Regions from separate parts of the Mus musculus genome. Here region 2 is linked to region 1. Evidence: chromatin loops called from intact Hi-C (ENCODE). Cell type or tissue: left cerebral cortex. All regions are shown on one strand. Links, peaks and the distances in the headings refer to the core of each region. The heading gives the core; the rest is flanking DNA.

Region 1 (10,152 bases), core at 2,153-10,152:
CATCCTCACTGTCTCCTTCTTCATCCTTCCACTGCTCTGCAAAGCCCAGAGGTAGATACTTACAAGATACTGGAATCACGGTCTGTTTTAGTTGGCTCAAGCTATTATTACAAACATACCTTATATGTGACAGTTTTTCAACAGCAGAGGCTTGTTCCTCAGGGTTCTTAAGAGTGGGCTGTCCAAGAGGGGTTACCAGCAACTTGGATGTCTCCTGAGAGTTCCTTTCCCATAAAGCAACTTCTCATACAATCTCATCATGTCCTCAGAGAGTACAGAGGAAGAACACAAGTCCTTTGAGCCTTTTACAAATGCGCTAATTCCATGCATGAAGGCTAATCACCTGATCTCCTTCCCATATAAAGAGGCACCACCTCTTTATATTTTTACCTGTGAACTTTGATTAACACATGGACGTTTGGGGCAATTTGAAAATTCAGACTGTGTCGAGGCTGCGTTGTCATAGCATACTTTTCCTAAACAGACCAGAATCATTTTTGAAATGCAATGCAATTGCCTAGATCCTATTTGTTGATTTTAGGAATTCGATCGAGAGTCTTTTCATTGATTACAGAGAAACAATCTAAATATGTGGACCTCAAATCTCCAAAGGTCACATGGGACTCTATTCTAGGCCAGTTGAGATATAAACTGTGTCTTTTTAGCCAATCTTCTCTTATTAGCTTTGAACAAGTTACTCAGTCCTCAAGAATGTTTTCTACATCTGTGAAATCCATAGTGTGACAGACAGGAACCTGAGTGGACCAGAGCTTGTAGCTCCATTCAGCTTTGCAACTAATGACTTTACATTCTTAAGCAGAGGAGTCTTACCAGGTAGAAAGTGTTTGACAAGTAGGTAAATGTGTTGATTTTGAATCCACAAACAGTGTTCAATTTTAGACTATGAGTCTAAGAAAGACTCTCTCTATTCAGCCTTGGACTTGGCCTATTTTTAAAAATGATACATTCTTTCACTTTGTAGCAATTTTCACTCTTACTAATAGCCAAAACAGGTAGGTCTGCTCTTTTTTTTTTTATAAGAAAATGTCAGTTCCTTGATAGATTAAGCTCTTGGGCTTTCAAATTCCTTGTTTATCCACTCAGGAAACGGGAGGGCTGCCTCACAAAACAGCACACCCGTGAGATTAGCACTTCATTACTGCTGAGGCAGTAGCTGGACTCCAGGCTTGAGTAGAGTTAATTCATTCAAAATAAATCCAGAGTTCCTTGCTTACGTTTGGACTGAAAGGATGAAATTTTGCACACCGACCACTATACATTTAATTTAGTCTAAAAGACTGTGAGACTTTACACCACTTCTCTTTTAACATCAATGTGATAAATTACTTGGAATTTAATACAGACTCTTCCTGTTTAAATGATCTGGCCATATACACTTATACGTCCTACTTTACTTATTGGAAAATTGTTGTCCAAGTTTTATAAAAACTGCTAGGCTATGATAGTACAAATTATAATACATTTCTTGGCTTTATCTATTTCTGTTTATTTTTCCAGAGTGAAAGTCATTGCAATGAAATACGGGTCAGACCTGATGCCTCCAGTACTCATACTCAGAAGGCTGAGACAGATTGATTATACGTGTGAGGCTGGCAGTAGGTTACAGGGAAGGGTCCTGTCCCAAACCCTCCCGACAAAATGACTTGCAAGATTTCCCTATCTGTCAACATGGCATTCATCCAACTTCATACTGCAGTTGGTCTGCAGGAACAGAACAGGGCAGCAGCAATGATGGCATGTCACTGCTCTGGAGGAAGTTGACTACTTGACTTGAAGAGAGGCCTGTAGGTCACAAGTCTGAGGCACTGAGACCTCCTGTCAACAGCCACTTGAATGAGCTTGGGAGCAAATCCTTTAGTAGTAGTCAAATCTTCGAAGCCTGCAGCTCAGAAGAATGTCCTGATTGCTATATCAGGGAAACCACCCCGCCTAGTATCCATCACCCACAGAAACTACAGGATCACAAAATGCTAGTGGTTTCTATGTACAACATCTTAGAAAAGGAGTCATATAGAGGTAGGTAACTCACACAGCAATGATGTAAGAAACTTAAGATATCATTCATGTTATTGCTGTCCTTTATTAAAACCCATCAAAACAGAAGAAAACCGGAATAGAACACAATATAACGTTAAATTCATATTATTTTAGTTGCAGCTTAATATAGTTTTCGAGTTTTTGTTTATGAAATCATCTGGTACAATAATTGGTTGTTTAATTACTGAAATAAAGAAGAAATAAGAAAATAGAAAATGAAGACATCAGAAACCAAAATCAATGGAGACTCGGTACAAGCAGAAAACGCATAAAATTGGGAACACTCTGGGAAGCAGTTTTAAAGATTTTTATGTTTTATTCTTGTGTTCTGGGATGGATAGTTTTCCTCAGGGAACATTTATTTGAACCAGGATCTAAAAGCTCAGAGCTAAGCTATCCGATTAGAACTTCAGGGTAAAGCAGGAATGAAATTGAGAAGATGGAGTCAGATGGATCTCCCAGCTGAATCTCACCATTGCGGAACAAGAAAGCAGTGACCAAATACCTGTGCATCCTTCCTGATCTATCTCTGTGTGCATCCTTCCTGACCTCAGACAAGCACATCCAGTAGCTTCCCTTTTGGTGTAATGCTAGCTGGTAATTCTTTAGTAGATACTCTTTATCACATAAAGAGAATTCCTTTATTCTTTGATTCTCTAAGAATGCTTTAAAGCAGGCTGTGACGTTTGAAAGCTCTGCTTGGACTTGGGAACATGGGGGAATAATTGTAGCTCTGCCCTCTACTGAGTTTCACTCTGACCTTGGTAGGAATGCCCCACCCTTCAGAGCCAATCCATCAGACAAGGTAACCACCTTTCACTCCTCTATGCTTTAAGTAGACTTGTACTCACACATTAAAACATGAATGTTGAGCAGAAACACCAGTCCAAATATAGCAGTATATATGGTTTCTATGTATGAATAATAAAAATTCCAAATTATAACGTAAGTGTACATATTAAGTAAAATGAAAATAATTTTCATTTTCTTTTGGGAAGACCAACAGTCTCCATCCACACAATATTTCTCAAAAATCTGAACACTGCCAACATGTAACAGTAGGAGGAGAAAATGTCAAATATTTCATACAAACTGCGCACTTAAGGGTACTCTTAAAATATTCAGTAATACCAAACATACAGTTCCAACAAGCACTACTGTCAGGAGACAGGGGCTAGTGTATGAAAAATGTTCTAAATGTGTGGCTTAAATATGGAAAAATGTTACATGTTTAACACATATACATGCCATATAACATTTATTGTGTCAAGTATTATAGCTGGAACTCTTCTATTAGCAGTAGAAACAAAAATGATCAACTGTGCTAGAGAAAGAAATATGTTCTTATTCACTATAAGAAAAAACAGTAAACTCCTTAGTAAATAAAAGAGACAATTAAAAATATATAGCCAAAAGTATAAGAACAATGTTTCAGATGAGCCTCAAACATTTGATTGATTAAAATATTATGCTATTTTCTGAATTTTTATGATGCTTGATACGTTCGACCCCATTTTGATTTATAATTTTTGTTATGCCTTTACTCATGTTGAGTATTCAGTTTTTGAGTGTTATTTGGCTGTAGTGTTTATTCATTTTCTTAGAACGCCCATAAGCTTGGATGTATCCCAGCAATTAGAAACAGAGGAGAGAAAAATCAAAAGGATAGTCATATTACAGAGCATCCAAAAAATACCAATTGTCCAGCAAGAATCTGACAAATATCTTATGATTATTAAAGACATAGACCATTTTACCAAAATCGATCCTTACTACAACCCCTCTACAAAAGTTACATATGAAGTGAATTTGGCTGTGTAACTGGCAGGGGGAGGGAGGGGATGGACAAAAATAAGTGGCCTGTTGAATATTTATTTCGATATCCACTTTGAACTAGCTCAACTTAATGGCTTTTTCTCTGGTATCTATTGCTTTCAAAGGAAGCATACGTGAAAACTGCGGATGGCTCACTTGGTGAGGCTATAGTCAAGGAGAAGCATCTCTAAAGAAGTCAGGAACCACTTGTCCTGCTTTCTCAATGTATCAGTTTGGAAACCTGAAGAGAAAAATGGTAATAAAATACAAAGAAGAAACAGGAGTAAATAAGGTTAGTGAAAAAAGATAGATAAGCCTTTCCATACTAAATATACTGAGTCCTTAGCACAGTTGTCTGCTGTCACATAGCACGGGCTGACTTAGGTTGCTGCTCAAATGCCTAAAAACCCTTGGTTTTTTACTTTGTCTTTGTTTTGTTTCATTTGTTTGTTTCTTAGACTTCGATAATGTACTCTGTTATACTTCACAGATGACCTCTGGGGGATGGGTAGTATTTCCAACACATCCCTGTAAAAGGATATTGCCTCTGAACAACAAAATCACATGGACACCAACAGCAAGCCCATCACCACTGCCAAGCCCTTCAGACATAACTGAGGGGACCAAGGACACCTAGCTATCAGAGGTGTTTTAGTGAAACGAATGAGGGTGGCCTCCTGCATTCTGCCATCTTTATATATGAGTGTCCTCACTGTCTCTGAAATTGTTTTTAATAGGTATTTCACTCATATACGTGGGTGCTAAGCATGGAGCAGTGGAGTCAGACAGGCAGCCTTGTTCCTGACTCCCTACAGTCCTGCTTTTGAACTTGCGCTAATCACTTGGCTTTCTTAAGTCTGAACCTTCCTATAGTTGCCTCTTTCTAAGAACTATTGAGAGGAATGGAGAGCTAGTCAAACAGCGGCTACTAGATTTTAATTAATATGAAGGCAAGGAAGAAACAGGTTCTAAGAACACAGAATTTGCTCCAAAGTAAGCAGGTCGGATTCCAAGTAAACAGTACTCCAAAGTAGCTTTCAGACCATTACCAGAGAAGATATGAAATACGGAGTGAATTTTTAGTTTCTCCAATTTCATCTTCCGTGGCCTTCAGAATGGGTTAGAAGAGAAAGGGCATGGCACAGACACAGGGCTGCCGACACCTAACATCTTACTCTGCGTTCAGGCTCAAGAACCAAACAGAGATCTAAAAGTTAACAGATTCCATTCTGGCTGTACCCCCTACCCCCCAGAATATGACAATTTCAACCTGCTGCAGTAAATATCAGTTTGTTTTTATCACTGCCTAGCTTAGTGTGTTACTCATTATTCATCCAGAATATAAGGCCACTCTTCTAGGAAAATGCGTCTGTTTTGGGTTTAGGCCTGGGAGCTTAGATTCAGTTCCAGTAAGCTTATTTCTTTTGTTCCAAGAAGAGAAACTGTTTACAAATAATCCGTGTATAATTAGTTACCTGGTCTTAAACTTGTTTTATTTTTATTTCCTCTCTCCCTTGTGAAGCCATCTGGGAAAAGCTGATTATCCCTAAGTCATTATAAGCTAATATGTAGTCGAGGTAGGTTGAGTTTTGAATCTCTCTGTTAATGCTGGTTAAATACTTAAAACTAATTAGACCATTTTAATAGACGTCATTTATTATACAATGCTTCTTAAGAGTCTTAAACTTGAGGCTGATAGACTCAACTGCTTTTATGTTGATTAACCTTAGTCTATGTTCAAAGCACTATGTAAGTGTGTAAGGAAAAGCCATGTCCAAAGAAAGGAAAAAAATCACATCAAGTTATGAAACTCCCACCAATAACAGGAAAGAAACTCTAAAGCTCAGACTTTAAACTGCTCAGTACTGCAATGGCCTCTGCACGTTTCTAAACACGTATACATCAATCCATGAATTCCTGTGTTGCAGATTCGCCAAATGTAATAAAAACCAAAAAGCTATCTTTGCAAAGTTTTCATATCTATTCTAACTTATAAACTGAAGAATATGCAACCCCTTCACCGTCTTCAGTGAGTGAGCTACACTACAGTTCAGCTCCCTAAAGCTTGTAAGGACTCATCTGGCACCAGAGAAATAGCTAAATCAGAAAGGAACTTTGAGTTCTCTTTTATGATCCTTCGAGATAAAATAAGAAATGAACCTGTCCTTAAAATGGAATTGTGTTATGGGTATGAGTGCAGTGTGTTTTTCTCTCCTGTAAAGCAAACCCGTGCTCGTTTAATTTTTTTTTCTTTATTTTCCACACCACAGTGTTTAGGTTCATTATACGAAATGCAGATAAGGATCTCAAGTTGCTCCTGGGAACGCTGGCAAAACGAAGAGACCCAAATAGAAACTTAATGGATCACCCTTTCTTCCTGAATCTAGCAAGCACTCAAAACAGATATTAACACAGAGTTAATTTTTAAGATGTTAAAAAAAATAGCTAGAATTCATCGAACATGTCGGGAATAAGACTTCTACCTCATCCAATTTGGGTTCTTTCCTTGAATTTGCATAGAATTCTTGTGAAGAGATGTCGTGAAAACTTATTAATGCGTCTAATTAAAGTAATGACAGAGAACCTCCGCAAGCACCTGATGAAAGAAAACAAAGATTAAATTTAAGTTAATCAGCTTTGAAATGTAAACAAGCACGCTCAATCATTAAACGATTCCATTTATTTTTAACAGGATTGTAGAAGTATGTCTAATAAACATCCTATCGTGTTTGCTTCCTTTTTCCCAAATGTTTATTAGCACCATTAATCCATTAGTTAAAATGCAAAGGGACATTTCATGGCTGGTATAAACCCACTCAGATGTTTTGATGAATGTGGTAGCGAGCAGCTATTCACACAATAAACTCTAAACTGGCTCAAGGATGCTTCAATAACAGAGCCTTTTAAGCATCTAAACAAAAGGAGAAACAGAGCACTAATAAGGAGAATGCTCTCAAGTCTGCTCTGGCCAGATGCTGGTTGCCTGCTCTGGAGAAGGTGCTGGCAGATTTTTTAACAGAGGAACTAGCATATCTGGGAAACTTGTCAGCAGTGCATCTGAGGATCTGTTTCTAAAACCAGACCATCCTGAGCAGAGGGAAACACTTACATTTTGCAGAGTTGGGGGATGAGAGAAGCAAATTTAAGGCTGGTGAAAGAGGAAATCACTCAGCAGGTGTTGAGCAGTCCTGATGTAATAACATTCCTCCAACAGCTTCACCAGTAGCTGGAAGTGGAAGTCCAGGTTCGTTTTTTGATACAGAATCTAAACATCCGTTTTGACTCCGTGTCCTCTTCCTCAGCTAACCATGCTGTTTTTAACTTTGTGCATGCAAATCAAGCAGTCTACCACCCGATCATCAATCCTTGGAGTTTGGAAAATGAACCTTACTCTGTACCTCAGGCTCATGTCAAGCAATGTGATCCCTCTACTTCTGCATATCAAGTATTGGCGTTAAGGATGTACACCAGCATTCCTGGTTCATTTTCATGGCTGTGCAGTATTTCATTTTATCTATAGATCACATGTACTCACATATACAGCATAATGTTATTCCATTTGTTTCTCATTAAGTATTTCGTTTAATTTTACCTCATAGCTAACATGAAGCAAACACAAAAGGTGTTTTTCCAGTCTATTTTCCACTGTTATCAGAGAATTCCATAGACCTCCACAAATTATACACAGTGCAAGTTTATTTAGCTCCTAATTCTGGAGGCTGGGAAGTTCAAGAACATGGCACCAACTATACACTTTGTCACACATAATAACAATAGACACTCTACAAAACAGCAAAGAAACCTTATCCGTCTCAGTACCAACTAACCTACTCCTGATGATGGTATTGATTCACTGGTAAAGGCAATACTCCCATAACCCAGCCAACTTTTAAATTTCCCACCTACTCATATGGTTACAGTGGCAATTGCATTTCATCTCACATTTTGAGGATCACATGCTAAACAACGCCATGTAGCCATGGATCCCGGCATGCTAATATCTCTCCAAAATAATTATTTTTGATGACTACCCAGAAGAGTTTCTTCTAACCAGTAGTAGGTACAGTTTAGGTGGTGGGCACATTAGTTATCGGGGAGAGATTGCATATGAGCTCATGCTACTCATTTGTTACAATATGGAGAAGGTTCATGCATTGATCCTCCCTTTTGATTTTCATGTGCATGTACTACCTCTGGCTTGTGTGTGTGTGTGTGTGTGTGTGTGTGTGTGTGTGTGTGTGTGTGAGAGAGAGAGAGAGAGAGAGAGAGAGAGAGAGAGAGAGAGAGAGAGAGAGTATGTGGTGTGTGCATGTATGTATGGGTGTGTGTGTGTGTGTGATGTGTATCCATGATATATATGTATGTATATGCTATGTATGGTAAATGTTTATTGGTGTTTATTATATGTATATACCTGTCCATATGTTTATGGTGATTACATTTTCTTGTACATATAAGCACGGGGATCAGTTCAACTTTAAGCATCTTCCTCTATTAATCTCCATGGTATTTTGAGACAGGATCTCTCTCTAAACCTGGAGTTCCCCAATTCAATTAGACTGGCTGGCTACTGAGCCTCCAGGATTTATTTGCCTCCATCATTCTGACATTACAGATATGCACTAACAACTTTTTCATGGATACTAGGAGATCTGAACACCAACCGTCATGCTTGTACAGCAGGCAACTTAGCCATTAAACCATCTTCCAAGGCTGTGTTTTATTCTCTCTCAAACAGCAAGGATAATTTTTTTTGATTTCGAACAAAAAAAGTGCTATCATATTGCTTTTTCTGTTCTAAATACTCCACTGGCTATCTCTGTCTGCAAGCTAAAACCCCCAACACTAGCAACGTCCACAAAGCACTGCACAGCCCGGCCTCTGTCGCTTACCCAGCTCCTTGTGCACCCTGTACTTCTGCTACCCTAGCATCTTGTCAGCTCCAGTGCTCATCAGCCCTTCCCAAGTCTGTCTCTTGAACAGAACACTTCCTTATTTTTAGTAAACCTGTCCAAATATTTTGTCCTTCAGATCTCAGTTTAAATGAAACCATTGATAGAAAAATCTTTCCCAAGTCTCAGACTTGCCTGGATGCATCTGCTCCTTGCTGCACAGTGCTATGAACTTAGTGTGGTAGCTCTCACCTCATTTTCAACCTGATGTTTTTATTGATTTATTTAAAGCTCATCTCTGCTAAAAGACCTTACCCAAGGACCAGCAGTTTCTTGGCCTTGTTTCTGCTCACCTGATCAGGGGCAGCAGAGCACATGATATAGAACGTGGTCCCAGGAAGTACTTTTTGAACAATTGCCTAAATGTAAGTCCCATGGGTCACTGGCTTTCCAGTTCTTTTTAGTTATAGGGACACGTGTGTTAACTGATGAATGTGGAAACATGTCCACCTCATTCAATAGCCTATACAGCTTATAACTGTCCAGTGAAAGATGATTTCAAATTCACTGGTACATTAAATTATCCTTATTGTGGAATAGTACTTGCCAAGGAAAATAAGCTGAAGACAATGCCTGTTATTGTCAAGATGAAACCCAATAAATCCCAAGTGAAAAGAGAAAATTCAGGCACAGGAGTTACATAATAAGATTCTGTGCTTAAAGTATGTCCAGAGAAAGAATACTTATACAACAGAAAACAAACTGATGGCTACACAGAGGTGGAAACAGCTGTCATTTGGCATGAGGAATGTAAAAATGTCTTATAGCTGACAATTGTTCCGTTCAGTTGAGTCAGAGCACAGGTTTTTTTTTGGGGGGGATGTGTGAAATATACATCAATACAGTAACTTAACCATCGTTGTTAGGAGGCCTGAGAGATGGCTCAGAGGCCCAGATTTGGGTCACAGAGTTCACATTAGACTGCTTACAACAGTCTGTAACTCGAGTTCCAGGAGATTTCATATCCTTTCTTGCCTCTGTTGGCAACTGTGTTCACATGGTACACACATATACGCATAGAATAAGTGAAGTTGTCTTGAAAATAATCACTGCTAGAGGCTGTAGCCAGGCACAAAGTTACTTTCTTTATTCAAAATGATTACCATTTGTATTCATTGCTTAATTGTTTCCAGTTTGAATTTTAGAAACAATGGGTTTGTTTTGTTTACAAATATTGTCAGGGGGAGTTATTTTGTGAAAAGGTCCGAAGCTTGTAGCAATCACATTTCTCTGAAAGTATTGCTAATATATCAAATTGGTCACTAAATATTGATTGACTGGCTCACATCCAGTTATATCCAGCTTCTCTAAGATACACTATTAAAAA
Region 2 (10,152 bases), core at 2,153-10,152, 70 kb after region 1:
TCTGATGATTCTCTGCCTGTGCCAAGATGGGGAAGCTAAATCACAGCCCTTGTGGGCGTATTGTACCAGGCACTACCGTGATCATCACCCCATCTACCTCCTGTTTAACATGTGTTATGTGCTATGTTGTTGACAGAGCCAACTAACATATTTATTTCAATGGAGCTATACAGTTATTCCATTTTTTGAAAGGAAAAGAATAACTTAACCAAAAATTGATTTCAAATGTTGTTACCTGAGAAATGTTAATATCCTTTGTAGTATACTAATCTATCACTTGACTTATTGGTGGAGAGGGGGTGAACTTTCTGTTCACTGAACAGACTTTATCGAGATGCTTTCTTCTGGATATGACATGGTCTTTTTATTCTTGAACTCAAAACAGCTGAGGTTACTCTCACAAGTCTTGCATGGAATTGCAGTTATCAGTGATCCATAAAGGATTATGGTGGAGCTCCTGCAGCTACACCTGGAGAGGTAATAATCTCTTCGGTACTGTGGGGAAGCATCACCTGTCAATTAAAAGGTTGATGGCCTATTAGCAACAGGCAGGAATTTGAAGGTTGGAATTCTGGTAGAGAAAGGGGAATTCTGGGAGATAGGACCAGGAAGATTTGTCACCTCTACTGGAAGGAAGTTTATCCATTGTATGGAAATAAGAACAGGTAACAAGTCACGTGGCAGACAAAGAATAGTTTAAAGGGGGTTATGAGCTAGTAGGGGAATAAGCCTAGTTTATGTCTGACACCTTTTTAAATAAATAACTAGCCTCCGAGTCAACACTCAGGCACTGGGGTGATGGGGAAAAGGACAAGGTTATAACCACTCCTTGCTGGATAACTATAAATAGATTCTGGTTCCCTGGAAAGGACAAGTCACTTGCTTCATATAACCACTGGAAAGTTGTCCTCACATATACTCTTGTAAGCAGTGCTAATTAAACTCATTGGATCAGAGAGAGTGGGGGACAGAGAGGGAGGAGGAGGGGGAGATAGGGATGTGTGGAGAGATGAGGTGAGGAAGGAAGAAGAAAGGAAAAGAAGGAAGAACAACAGAGATGAATGTAGGAGGGGAACTGTATAGGAAAGAAAGAAATGGAATGGGATGAGAAGAGAGACCGGGGAATAAATTAAATCAGATCACATTTTATATATAGACGAAAAATGTCAGAATAAAATCCATTGCTATCCATAATCAGTATATAATAATTAAAGATTTTTCAGAAGCCTGACCAGTTGTTAGGAAATTCTCCCCCACATCAGGCAGAATTACAGATGTCCTGGAAAAAAATTTATTCTTTATCCATACAAACTGTAAGGCTCTTTAAAAAAAAAAATGAATTCACTGTATTTACTTAGATAAAGGTACTTATTAAGGAACTTGGTCCATTCTGAATATTTAAAAGACTTTGACTAATAACTTTATCTTTTTTAAATACAGGGGAAAATCAAGATAGTTTAAAGACTCATAGTTTTTAAGTCACTCAAATAATACTCCCACTGGAAATACGCGCATTAGGACTCTCCCTTAGAAAGTCCTAATGTAAAAATGTTTATATTCATACTTATCTGGAACACTGAAAGCATTCTAAGTGATTTTTTTGTTTTATTTTGCTTGTTTGTTTGTTGGGTTTTCAAGACAGTGTCTCTCTCTAGTTCTGACTGCCCTGCATTTCACTCTAAAGTCCAGGCTGGTCATAAACTCAAAGATTTGCATGCTTTTCCCTCCCAGTACTGTGATTACAGGTGTGTGTGCCACCACATTGAGCTCATGTGCTTTGACACTAGCTGCTGCTAATTGCCCAGTGTTAGGTACATACTAGCAGAAGCAGAACAAAAGCTCTAGGGGCTAGATTGCAATGAAGCTCTTTCCACTTCCTTCCTTTAGTCTGTTGAGGCGCTGAAGGACAAAGGTTGCCCCTGATGATTGGTATGATCTATGAACTCATGAGCTCACTTCGTCTTTTCTTTTCCTTTTTTTTTCTTTATTTATTTTTATTAGATATTTCTTTATTTACATTTCAAATGTTATCCCCTTTTCTAATTTCCCCTCCGAAAATCCCCTATCCTTATCCACCTCTCCCCCTCCTTATCCACCTCTCCCTGCTCCCCAACCCACCCATTCCCTCTTCCTGGCCCTGGCATTCTCCTATACTGGGTCATAGAATCTTCACAGGACCAAAGGTCTCTCCTCCCATTGATGACCGACTAGGCAATCCCCTGTTACATAGGCAGCTAGAGCCATGATGCCCCACCATGTTTCTTATTTGATTGGTGGTTTAGTCCCAGGAAACTCTGGGGGTACTGGTTAGTTCATATTGTTGTTCCTTCTATGGCGCTGCAAACCCCTTCAGCTCTTGGATACTTTCTTTAGATCCTTCATTGGGGACCAATTTGCAAAACACATGAAACTCAAGAAGGAAAACCAAATGTAGATACTTCGATCCTTCTTAGAAGGGGAAACAAAATACCCATGGGAGGAGTTACAGAGACAAAGTTCGAAGCAGAGAATGACCATCCAGAGACTGCCCCACCTGGGGTTCCATCCCATAAACAACCACCAAACCCAGACACTATTGTGGATGCCAACAAGAGCTTGCTAACAGGAGCCTGATATAGCTGTCTCCTGAGAGGCTTTGCCAGTGCCTGACAAATACAGAAGTGGATGCTCACAGCCATACATTGGATGGATCACTTCGTTTTTTCATGCTTAATGAATTCAATATTTTAATGCTAACAGAATGATAAAGTAATGGCATTGGTTGTTTCAAAATCCCATAAGGTATTACCAGGACGTGCAAAAGTAGGGAAATTTGAGGTAAAGGAGTTAGAAATGTTGAGGCACACTTCATAACTACTTTTTGTTATTGAGTTCCTTTAATATATGATGGGAGTCTCGATTTGATTAGACTGATAGTTGTCCAACTTAGTCATAATGAGAACTTTTGGGTAAGATGTGTTAAGGGCATGGACTGAATATGAACTGAGCTATATTTTAATAAAGATGATTTAAAAGGAAGTGATAATAGATGCGAAATATATAAAATTCAAAACATACTGCCCAAAAGATTAGTTACATCCTATAACAGTGCTCCTCTAATGACACTATTGATCTTAAAAGACCATTGAGGTCTATCTCATGGTTCATAGTTAATGGCCCACAAGAATCCATCTAGCTGTCACTGTTCACACAGAAAAAGGTCATATCCTGATGGCCTGTGTCCTTTGGAACTCACTCCTGGCACTGCTGACACTTTCATTCCATAACAAAGATTTGGCTGCATCTTAGAAAAATGTCCTGTATTGCAGAGATCATGCCATGTGGTCTGGAAAGACCACACCACCAACTGCTCATTTTTTCCCTAAGAATTACTGAGTGCTAATCTATCATTTTAGCTTGCAAAACAAAATAGAGAGAAAGAGAGATAAACACTAGAAGCTTAGATTTTTATTAGCCTCAGAGGAAAGTAATTAAATTATTAAATACTAATGTGAAGATTTGTATTTGTTTTTTAAACTAATAGCATAAAGATAACTTATATGAGATTTTAAAAAGAAAAGTCTAACTAGGAATAGCAAGGTGTTTAATACTATGCAAATGTAACATTAGTTCATTTAATCTTCAGAAGCACTCTGGGAAAGTGCTACAGAAAGCTGTGCAGAAAATTGTAAGGCATGCTCGTTTAATCACAGAAAGTCTGTCTGCAAAATGCACACCAGGAAAGATGACTGTGATGTACACCATGGTGAAGTGGCAGCTACATGTCAGGATAGATTCATCAACTGTTAGAAATGTGCTCCTTCAGCTAAAGGGATCTGCAACCCTATAGGTGGAACAACATTAAGAACTAACCAGTACCCCGGAGCTCTTGACTCTAGCTGCATATGTATCAAAAGATGGCCTAGTCGGCCATCACTGGAAAGAGAGGCCCATTGGACACGCAAACTTTATATGCCCCAGTACAGGGGAACGCCAGGGCCAAAAAGGGGGAGTGGGTGGGTAGGGGAGTGGGGGTGGGTGGGTATGGGGGACTTTTGGTATAGCATTGGAAATGTAAATGAGCTAAATACCTAATAAAAAATGGAAAAAAAAACAAATAAATATGTATACCAGGAAAAAAAAAAGAAATGTGCTCCTTCAGTGGCGATGCAGGCAGTGGCAAAGGCTACACACTTGGGGTGTACATGGGACATCACAGTTTTTCTGTGAACCTCAAAGTGCTCTCAAAACAGTCAAATCAAAATTCAGAGAAAGTGTCACCTAAGCAGAGGCCCCATGCTTATTTTTCTTAGTTTACAACAGCCTTCATTTATTTATCTTCTTGTGAAACGAGTGCCTCTTTCAGTCACAGATGTAGGATTTTGTTGGAAGATCCTCAAATTTTATATTTAAAATTTATATTAAAAAAATCATTTTCTTTCCTTAGCAACTAGCAATGTTGAAAAGAGCCAGCCGTCCTCTGGCTCAGATCCACATTACCCATTTGAGAACATCAATGTTGGAAGCAATGGCAGTATCTGAGCAGATGTAGTTAGACTGTGTCCACAGACTCACAGTGAAGGGGTCACCTTCTTTCTTTGCCCATGCTGGCCAGCATGAGCTTCTTCCATATAGTAAAAGACTACCACCACCACCACACACACACATGCACATACATGCATACACACACACATGCACATACATGCACACACACACACACATGCACATACATGCACACACACACACATACATACTCACACACGTGCACATATGCATACCAATCTGGCTAAAAGTCTATTTCAAAAAGAGGCATTATTTTTAATTTGTTGTATGTTATAATATGTTTAATGTGTTGTATGTTATAACTGTACTTCCATACACATCTAAAAATGATAACTTTTATAGGTGAATCTTATCTTTCCAGAGTGTTCTTTCTAAAATAGTTCCTCTCTTTTGGATGATGCTCTTCTCTTGAACGTGTTATGAAATATTGTATGTTCAGAACTACATCCATATACAGTGTGGTAAAAAGTTGTCTGCCCATGTCCATTAAGTTTCCTTTAGTAATCAAGTACAAGAGAAGCCTGAAGTAAGCAGCCCTTCTCTCTGGGTATTCAATTTCATTTCTGGGTTCCTTTCATTCTTAGTAAGGTTTCAAGTATTTACTGTAATGTTCTCCACCACAACACATAAGAGAGGAGAAGTAGGCCTTTTATTTTCCTCTTCTCTGTTTTCTTACCATACTTTTGTGATTACATCATAATTCTAGCTATCGTTAGCATACATTTTGAATGTACAAATTGATGCTTTGCTTGCTCTTTCTCTGGAGTTTTTTCATCTATATTAAACATAACTATGTCTAAAACAAGTCTAATAAATCCTTAAAGTATCAAATTGGAACCAATAAAGACAAATCTGGGGAAATTATGTAGGTGTGGTTCTTGTCTAACCTACCGTCATTATGTTAAATCATGATGTCTGAAGCATCTGGTTGAATTTATATATTAAACATAAATTTTCTAAGTGACACTTTTACTAATACAATATGATTTTACTCTTCTGAACTTCCAGTCTTGTTTCATTAGAATGATATAAATAGCTATACTAGAAACTCACAAAAATTTTCATCAGATTTAAGGTTTATGGAACATGTCACCTAAAAGATGTAAAACCTATATAGCTCTCTTTTCTATTCCTTCCTTCCTTCCTTCCTTCCTTCCTTCCTTCCTTCCTTCCCTCCTTCCTTCCTACCTTCCACCCTTCCTCCCTCCCTCCCTCCCTCCCTCCCTCCCTCCCTCCCTCTTTCTTTCTTTCTTTCTTTCTTTCTTTCTTTCTTTCTTTCTTTCTTCTTTCTTGTTTCTTTGTGCTTTTTATATCAAAATAAAAAAGGCTTACAATGACTGGAAATGGAGTGCAGAATTGAAAGGGGCTATATTAAAAATATACACTTAAACAAAAATCACCTTATATTTTGTGCATATGACTGCCTTTTTTGTATTAAATTGTTGAGAGGGCTCAGTATACTCCAGGATTAGAATAATCCTGTGTTAAAAATAATTTCTGTATTTTCTCATTTAGCTAATATTAATTCATCTAATAAATTATGTGTATAATTTTACCCATGATCCTGCAAGTGACCTAAATTCAACTGGCCATGACAATGGGCATGTTGAACAGTCACAAAGAAGATTTGACAAGGAAGTAGCTATTGAGAGTACAGAATGGATGTACCGACAGGAGAGCGGTCACTATTGTGGTCATTACTGGCTTACTATTAGTGTGTTTTTTTTATGGTTCCAACTGACTTCTACAGATGTGTTTTAATGCAGAGTCAGAAGACTACTATCTGAACATGTGCCTTGCACACCATACTACAAAAGCATGAAAGAGAAGAAAAGAATGATCCATGTAGTAGAGAAAAGTACCAGCTTCATTTGCTGAAAATCCTATGAAATCCGTATAAACCTTCTTAGCAAAGGCTGTGTGGCACAGACTGCTGATGGAGCGAACATCGGGGTCCAGACTGGGTGGAGGGTATAAAGGCAGAGGAAGCTTTATATTCTTCATCAAGATGAAGCCTGTGGGAAATGTCAACTATTACAAAATGGGGAAGGTTTTAAAAAACCCTATCTTACCCGTGGTCCTTAAGGATAGGAACTATAATTATCGTAGGCACAATTTTAAAAATGAACTTTGACTCATTTGTCTCCATAGCAAAGTTCATCCTCCTGCATGAAGCAATCACTATGCATTTGTTAGGAGAATATTTCCTATTCAATTCAAACTTTACAATTGAATTAACAACAGCAATTGAAAAATAACCAGCAACTTTTTTCCCTTCCTTTTCTGCTCTTCCTCAATCGGCCTTTCCCTCTCTTGCCTTGGTTATGTAACTAGATCTTGACTAATTCTCTGAGTGAAAAAATAAAAAAGCTCACTCAATCACAGGCTAGCTGTATTATCATTTAAAATAATAAGAGCGCAGTAGTTCGAACAACATAAAGTATTTATTCTTAGTCATTTATCATTTTCACAGTTCTGCAGACAATGAGACCTACTTTTAACAATCTGCTTCTCTGGGCTACCATAGTCCTTTGTGTCCACCCTTAACATAAATACTAAAAGGATCAGACAGGCTGCTCAAATCAGAGGAGATTTAAAGCAATGTAGACGGAACCCTGAAAAGGAAACCACAACCTCCACACCCGCCCACCTGTGTTTCAGCTGCAAAGCTTCCAAGAAGAAAATTAACAGAGAAAAAGAGACTAGAAGTGAAATGGAAAATGAAGAGAGCAGTCTATGGAATTACTCTCTGAATCAGAAATGGAATACCCCCTCAACTCCTGGGTCAAGGTTCTGCTGCAAAGTTAGATTGTTTCCTGGTGCAGCTTTTTTTTTTTTTTTTATGAATCAAACTGAGGGGAAAAAAATCTAAAAAATAAAATCAGGCTAGGAAAAACAATCAAAGACTTACGGATTTTGTCACATGAGGGAAAAAACCTGCTGATATCCAGATTGTTCCATTGGTAGCTTCCACCCCCTCAGAAGAATCAATTGTTTAACGCATGAGCTCTGTCAATTCAGTAGACTTTCTAATCTGCTAGATTGTAAACCTCTTCAAAATGAATTATAATAAAACAATAGCAAGAAAAAAAAAGCATTAACATTTCAGCAGTGCAATTTCTTAGTCCAGATGGGAAACCACTTGAGCTTAAAATGGACTGTAATGAATAAGGGGGAAAATATAAAACCTTGTGTATATTCAATTCATAACCAAGATTTCCTGATGTGTGCTTCCTTTTAATGTTTCCAAATTTTACGTTTGACTATAAGACATTGCAGTTGAACGGTGGAGACTTCCATTAACCTACATACAAATGCACAGGCTAAATCACAGTGTGAAGTTATTTCTGGAATCTTCCATGTGGCTAAATGCTCAGAGAGAACTCCCAGGCTTCCTTAAAAAAAAAAATCAAGCCTCTGTCCTTCAAGGCAGTTGTTGACTTATACCCTGTCTTTCAGGTTCTTCAGGGACAACAATGCTCTCAACAACTTATGCAGTTCATTGCCCAATAATTTCTTTGGCACTTTTAGATTAAACTATACCCCCAAACCTTCCTTAACTGACTGGCAGTCTGGAAGAATCCGTTCTGGGGTTTATAAGTTGTATGCTAATCTTTCTTTTTTAATGTGAATGCTAACTGCTTTTGAAGATAATGAGATAATTTTAGACCTAAAGAAGCTTGTCAGTACAGAAATTTTCCACATACCTTTCATAATTTATTTGAACTTTAACAGCTTTCCATGAATATTCCTGTTCTTTTCTACAGTCTAATCCAGAAATTCTGCATCACATGAAAGTGTCTTGCCCTCCTCCCTCCATGCCTCCTCCCTTTTTTCATCATCCCCTCTCCCTCCTATGTTCATTCTTCTCTTGTTTCCTTCTTTCTATTCCACCTCTGGTGCTTGGTATCCTAAGATGCTCCAAGATTATTCCAAATCTTAGAATCAACCAGTTCTCCAAATAACACATTTTTCTTTATAAGAGACTGATATTGACAAACCATGACTTGGACATTAGGTATACCTTACTGCTTCTGGCTATTGCCAATTCTTCTTATTCTTCTTTGTGGATAGAGCTAAGGCCCCACTTGTTACTAACTTCAGTCTACTCAAACAATTCCACAACTCCAACCCAGAACCATGGGGCTCCTTTAAGCATTTACTATTCCCTACTCCTTGAAATGTGTGACCTGCACACCTTTCTCATCTACAACATGTCCATCTTCTTGATATGAAGGTTTACATATGTTTGTCCAACAGAAAAACACACACTTCTGAAAAGTGTTTAGAGCTACATCTCCACTTGGAGAGTTCTACTCCAAACAGTTGTGAACACCACAGACATAAATGTATAGTTTCATCAGCACAGGTTTGGTTTATGATTCTCTATAGTGTTAAGAGTTGTCACATATCATATGAATACAACCTCACCTTTAGTAGCCTTCCATATCTGTCTTCTTTCATCTAGCAGTAAACATTTAGAGTTCATTCTGTTCCCATATGCCCCAGTAAGCAACCTGTTTCTTTCCCTTGTTGAATACTGCTCCATTTTACAAATGAACCACACAGTTCCCCCTCATTAACAATTTCATGACACTTGCATTGCTTCTTATATATAATTAAAACACTGTAAGTAGAACCTGTATGTGTATACACATAAAAGTTTTTGCATGAGTAAAACTTTCATTTCCCAGGACTATACGCCCAGAGGAACAATGCTTAGAATATTTTATAAGAACATTTAATTTAATGTTTTAAGAAACTAACAGATAATTTTTTGCAGCATCTGTATCATTTTTATATTCCACCAGTAAGATAACATATGACCTTACGACTGCTCTTTGTTCTTGCCAGCATTTATTATTATGATCAAGTCCACTGCCAGTATACCGTTCGATTAGAGTCATTTTTTACTGTTCTTCAGTTGTCTATAACAATTTTGTCTTGTATCTTCTTTTAGTCCTGACATTGTTCATTCTGTCTCCTCTGATTTGGGGGGGCCTTTTTTGTTTGTTCGATTGTTTTGCTACTAATTCTATTAGTTACTAAAAGTAGGACGGACATCTCCGACTACTTTTGTTTGCAATACCCCATCTGAGTTTTGTGACTTCTCAGTCTGTGCATTTTGAGGTCATGTGGTTCACCCATCAGTGTACATTGGCTATCGTGACATATTGTTGGGGAACTGGTACTTTCATTATGTGATATTCTCCTTTGTAATGATGTCTCTTCTCCCAAGTACTTCATTCCTCCACATTAGACAGGATCAAGGGCTTTCTTTTGGTCAAACAGAGCTTTTTCTCAGAACTTTCTATGAGACATTTAAAACTTTGCTGTTTTATCTTTGTCTTGTGGACAAAAGACAGCTGAACCCTGAAGTCTATTTATTTTGTGTAAGTATACTCCGGAGTTTGTTTCGTGTGGTTCTTTCCTTCCCACATTTTTAATTTGTTATTTATTTTGTGTTGTGTCTGTTGAATGTTACCCACAGTACTATGCTTTTTCATATTAATTGTTATTTAAATATCTTTTAAATATTTTAGTGGCTTTCCTAGGGCATAAAGTACATGTCTTCAAGTTATCAAATTTTTATTATTTTGCTATTTTACA

What was found. Hi-C counts contacts between places; a loop is a spot of excess contacts. Peaks named below come from ENCODE experiments on the same cell type or tissue, not always from the same donor. Only the 100,000 strongest peaks of a DNase experiment are listed, where the experiment ranks them.
Region 2: a loop joins it to region 1, with 2.4 times the contacts of the local background. A loop is called at or near these places in 2 of 42 quality-filtered maps.

Annotation. Positions count from the first base shown.
Region 1 is chr15:51,129,425-51,139,576 of GRCm38, forward strand. No RefSeq gene overlaps it. Among named protein-coding and RNA genes, the nearest start is that of Gm34446, 53 kb to the left of the region's middle. In left cerebral cortex, for the core only: no CTCF peak of the experiment used is centred there; DNase peaks (open chromatin) are centred at 6,113, 6,926 and 9,186; H3K27ac peaks cover 245 bases.
Region 2 is chr15:51,199,083-51,209,234 of GRCm38, forward strand. No RefSeq gene overlaps it. Among named protein-coding and RNA genes, the nearest start is that of Gm34446, 120 kb to the left of the region's middle. In left cerebral cortex, for the core only: no CTCF peak of the experiment used is centred there; DNase peaks (open chromatin) are centred at 4,473, 6,441, 7,157, 7,847 and 1 more place; H3K27ac peaks cover 2,440 bases.